Linked DNA regions of Homo sapiens: region 1 is linked to region 2. The links are chromatin loops, found by intact Hi-C in ENCODE. Cell type or tissue: OCI-LY7. All regions are shown on one strand. Region 1 has its middle 100 kb from the start of CT66. Region 2 overlaps AUTS2 (activator of transcription and developmental regulator AUTS2).

Evidence for each region. Peaks named below come from ENCODE experiments on the same cell type or tissue, not always from the same donor. Only the 100,000 strongest peaks of a DNase experiment are listed, where the experiment ranks them.
Region 1: a loop joins it to region 2, with 4 times the contacts of the local background. A loop is called at or near these places in 2 of 110 quality-filtered maps.

What each region holds. Positions count from the first base shown.
Region 1 is chr7:69,493,042-69,495,541 of GRCh38, forward strand. No RefSeq gene overlaps it. Among named protein-coding and RNA genes, the nearest start is that of CT66, 100 kb to the right of the region's middle. In OCI-LY7, no CTCF peak of the experiment used is centred here; DNase peaks (open chromatin) are centred at 580, 1,090 and 1,840; H3K4me3 peaks cover 1,570 bases; H3K27ac peaks cover 2,500 bases.
Region 2 is chr7:69,694,256-69,696,755 of GRCh38, forward strand. All of the region lies in intron 1 of AUTS2 (activator of transcription and developmental regulator AUTS2), which reads left to right. Among named protein-coding and RNA genes, the nearest start is that of AUTS2, 97 kb to the left of the region's middle. In OCI-LY7, a CTCF peak has its summit at 1,442; a DNase peak (open chromatin) is centred at 1,966; H3K4me3 peaks cover 2,141 bases; H3K27ac peaks cover 2,500 bases.

The DNA.
Region 1 (2,500 bases), 200 kb before region 2:
ACTAATAGGTAATTAATAATTTAAGCTTGTCTATATGATGAATTTTTGTGTGGAATTTTATTTTTATTTTTATTTATTTATTTATTTATTTATTTTGAGACAGAGTCTAGCTCTGTCACCCAGGCTGGAGTGCAGTGGTGCAATCTCGGCTCACTGCAACCTTCGCCTCCCAGGTTCAAGCAATTCTCCTGCCTCAGCCTCCTGAGTAACTGGGATTACAGGCATGTGCTGCCATACCTGGCTAATTTTTGTATTTTTAGTAAAGGTGGGGTTTCACCATGTTGTCCAGGCTAGTCTCAAAGTCCTGACCTCAAGTAATCTGCCTGCCTTGGCCTCCCAAAGTGCTAGGATTACAGGCATGAGCCACTGCGCCTGGCCAAATGCAAAATTTTTAAATGGTCATTGCAAATAGTTTTTTCGTTTGTTTGTTTGTTTTTTTTGAGACAGGGTCTCACTTTGTCACCCAAGCTGGAAAGCAGCCACGCAATCTCAGTTCACTATAACTTCCACCTCCTGGACTCAAGTGATCCTCCCACCTCAGCCTTCTGAGTAGTTGGGACCACAGGTGTGCGCCACCATGCCCAGCTAATTTTTGTGTTTTTTTTAGAGACAGGGTTTTGCCATGTTGCCCCGGCTGATCTTGAACTGGCCACAAGCAATCCACCTGCTTTGGCCTCCCAAAATGCTGGGGTTACAGGAGTAAGCCACCATGCCTGGCCTGCAAATAGTTTTTAATAGCATGAGAAAGTGTTTATTATACAATATTAAGAGAAAAAATCATGACACTCAATATTATGTGTGTGGGCGGGGGGGTAGGGGAGTTGGTATATAACATGCTTCCAACCATGTAAAATAAATGTATGCATAAATAACAAAAGCAAGATTTAATATGTGTATTCCATGCCTTCCCTTCTCCACCCACTAATGGCAAAGAGGCCAAAAAAAAAAAAAAATTAAGAGGAGGATTGAAGTAAAGAAGCTAAGTCTGTCAAGATAATAAAAGGCTGGGGAAGAAGGGGAAGTAAACAGTAAAGACTGCAGTTGCAAAGGAGAGGAAGTATCTTTTGAAAAGAGGATCTGTTGCCAGGTGCGGTGGTTCATGCCCATAATCCCAGCACTCTGGGAGGCCGAGGCAGGGGGGTCACTTGAGGTCAGGAGTTTGAGAACAGCATGGCCAACGTGGTGAAACCTTGTCTCTACTAAAAATACAAAAATTAGCCAGGCGTGGCAGCAGGTGCCTGTAATCCCAGCTATTCGGGAGGCTGAGGCAGGAACCCGGGAAACGGAGGTTGCAGTGAGCTGAGATCATGCCACTGCACTCCAGCCTGGGTGACAGAAGGAGACTCTGTCTCAAAAAAAAAAAAAAGGTAGACATGACCTATCACACTGATCTTTTTTTTTTTTTTTTTTTTTTTGAAACGGAGTCTCGCTCTGTCGCCCAGGCTGGAGCAGTGGCACGATCTTGGCTCACTGCAACCTCCGCCTCCCGGGTTCAGGCCATTCTCCTGCCTCAGCCTCCCAAGTAGCTGGGACTACAGGCGCCTGCAACCACACCTGGCTAACTTTTTGTATTTTTAGTAGAGACGGGGTTTCACCGTGTTAGCCAGGATGGTCTCGATCTCCTGACCTCGTGATCTGCCCGCCTTGGCCTCCCAAAGTGCTGGGATTACAGGCATGAGCCACCGTGCCCAGCCCACACTGATCTAATCAAGAATTTTTCATGGGAATTCTGGAATATAGATTCTCTCTTCTCTACTGAACATGGAAGAGGAAGCTTGCAGACCTGGGACAGAGTTTCTCAATCTCAGCAGCACTGACATTATGGGCTGAGCAATTCTTTGATGTGCTGTCCTGTACATTAAGGGATGTTTAGCAGCACCCCTGTTCTCTACCCACCAGATGCTAGCAGCATCACATCCCTTTCCCAGAGTTGTAACAAGCAAAAGTGTTTCCCGACATTGCCAAATGTCCCCTAAGGGGAAATATAAAATCACCCCCAGTTGAGAGCCACTGTCCTGGAAGTAGCTGAGTGTCAACCTAGGACGAAGAGTCGGAAGCCCTGCTGAGAACAGAGCCAGCTTGGAACAAACCGAGCTGAGACATGGAGGAGGGAGGAAGAGTGGGAGTCGGCCTGGTGCAGTGGCTCACGCCTGTAATCCCAGCACTTTGAAAGGCCGAGGCGGACAGATCACCTGAGGTCAGGTGTTCAAGACCAGCCTGGCCAACATGGTGAAACCCCGTCTCTACTAAAAATACGAAAATTAGGCCGGGTGCGGTGGCTCAGGCCTGAAATCCCAGCACTTTGGGAGGCCGAAGCGGGCGGATCACCTGAGGTTAGGAGTTCGAGAGCAGCCTGGCCGACATAGTGAAACTTGGTCTCTACTAAAAATACAAAAATTAGCCAGACGCAGTGGTGCTCACCTGTAGTCCCAGTTACTTGGGAGGCTGAGGCTGGAGAATCGCTTGAACCCGGGAGGCAGAGGTTGCACTGAGCTGAGAT
Region 2 (2,500 bases):
TGACTCAGTGGGGGTAAGGATTAGGAATGTTTAATTTTTGAAAGCCCTGCAGGTAATTTTTTTTCTACTTTTTAAAAATTATAATTTTTATTTTCTTTACTGTTCTTTTAAGACATCCTGTTATAGCATCTGCAGGTGATTTTGATGCCCAGCCATGTTTGGGGAAAAAAGTTTGGGTTCTGAGTGAAAATAGAAAACGTAATGACATGGAAAGGAAGTCAGGGGATAAGAAAAGCTCTATGGCCAGCCATGGTGGCTCACACCTGTAATCCCAGCACTTTGGGAGGCTGAGATGGGCAGATGGCTTGGGCTCACGAGTTTGAGACCAGCCTAGGCAACATGGCAAAACCATGTTCCTATTCAGGAACAAAGAATAGATCACAAATTAAACTCTGTGGGTTTTCATAAGTGGAAAGTTGGCTTTCGTTGTTCTGTATTTGGGTGCTTAGTGGACAGGAGTTATCTAAAAGAAGTAATTATAGTTGTAATGCGGACCCTCAAAGTTGAAAGTAGATTGAAATCCATTATTTTACAAGGTGGCCTTACTATTTATAGTTTGACTGTAGGTATGGCAGTGAGAGATAAAATTACTTTTTCTAGCTTTGCAAAACGCCAAACGTCTTTGAAATTAAGAGTAAAAGGGGTTTAAAATATGTACTGCTTTATAAAGCAGGAAAACCCCACTGGAACATTTTGGGTGTTTACAGAAATGGGTATTCCATGGGAGAGAACGTGGTAACCTATGTTTTGTCATCATTTGTTTAATCACTGAAAATATATTAACAGGCCAGGCATGGTAGCTCATGCCTGTAATCCCAGCGCTTTGGCAGGCTGAGGTGGGAGGATTGCTTGAGCCCAGGAGTTTGAGATCAGCTTGGGAAACACAGTGAGACTCCATTTCTACAAAAAAAGAAAAAAGAAAAAAAAGTCACATGTGGTGGCACACCCCTGTGGTCCCAGCTACTTTGGAGGCTAAGGTGGGAGGATAGCTCGAGCCCCAGAGATCAAGGCCGCCGTGAACTGTGATCGCACCACTGCACTCCAGGCTGAGCAACAGATCAAGACTCTTGTATAAAAAAGAAAAAAAATTTTTTTAAAAATATAAATATAGATTAACAAAGTAACAGGGAATATAATATTTTCAGGTTGGTCATATAGAGGAAATACTATATTGTGTTATTCAGCTTAATAAAATATAAAACAAAAAAATTATTAACTGTTTGAAAAATTGTAGTCAGATATTTGATTAGGGGTAGGTCCTGATTTGGATGAATTTGAATCACATTCGACTAAATATTGTGCTTTTTAATACTCACTTTAAAAACAAAATTAATTGGGCAAATGTTCATATCCATTTTAAAAAACTATCCTCTTAAAACTAGATTGATAGTAGACATTAATAGGCTTGATGTTGTTTATAATATTTTGCTATATTTTAAGAGCATGCTTTTGTATATTTTCTGTTTTAGTGAAGCATTTTAAAAATGCCCCCCTCCCACAACTGCAGGAATAAATCTAACAGATTTTGACCAAAATTACTCTAATTTTGAATTTCTTGAAACTGGGTATGGAAACTAGACATTAAAAAAAATCTTTATTTTTAAGCACGGTTTCTTGGTCAGTAGCTTCTGTATTACGGGAGAACACAAGAAGGGGCCTTCTTGACACTCAAGAAATGCTCTTTTTCCATCTACAAATAGGAAGACACCCTTTGTGGTATTTTTGTTTTGTGGGCCCTGAATGAAAACGTATTATGATCAGTTTTAAAAATTGCTGCCCCTTTAATATCTGAATATATTCGTGGCTAGTGAAGCACATGCATCTGTCAGATCATGGGTGAGAATTCACTTTTCTTTTTGCGATTTCTCCAGCCACAAGGACAAATTTAGTTTTGCAGAGCAGTTTGACACCTCTAGAAGCCTGCGGTTAGCCTCGGTGCACCTCTAGCAGCTGCATAGGCTCAAGAGGACCTCTGTTCTTCCCTTTTTGGTTTGGTTACCTTACCCCTCCTCAGGGAAAGGCCAAGAGACTCAGCACTTCCTCCCCAAGTGAGTTTCCTTAGTAACGTCAGCCTTCTCTAATGCTGGCCAAGGGTGTCTTTGCTGGGCTGTTTTCCCTCCAAAATAGACTCACTGGGGTATAGAATTTTTTTTTTACGTGAAGGGTATAGAATTATTTTCAGAATAGCAGCAGGGTAATTAGGCTCATTGTTGACATGTCATTGAAGTCTCCATGTGACAAAATTGCTCCTCCCTCTTTGAGCACTCTGAATACTCTTACCCTCTTATCTCGATCTGCTCTTTAGAAATACCAGCAGATAATCTGGGAGAAGGCCACCATAGCCATGCACAGAGTGGGGAGAATGAGGAGATCTTTGCTGAATGTCTTTTAGTTGTTTGAGTTGGAGATAAATGCAGAATGACCTCCATTTTGCCCTAAGAACCTGACCTTCTTGTCACTTTGTGTAACATTAATTTTCTAATGTGTTCTGGTCAATTTG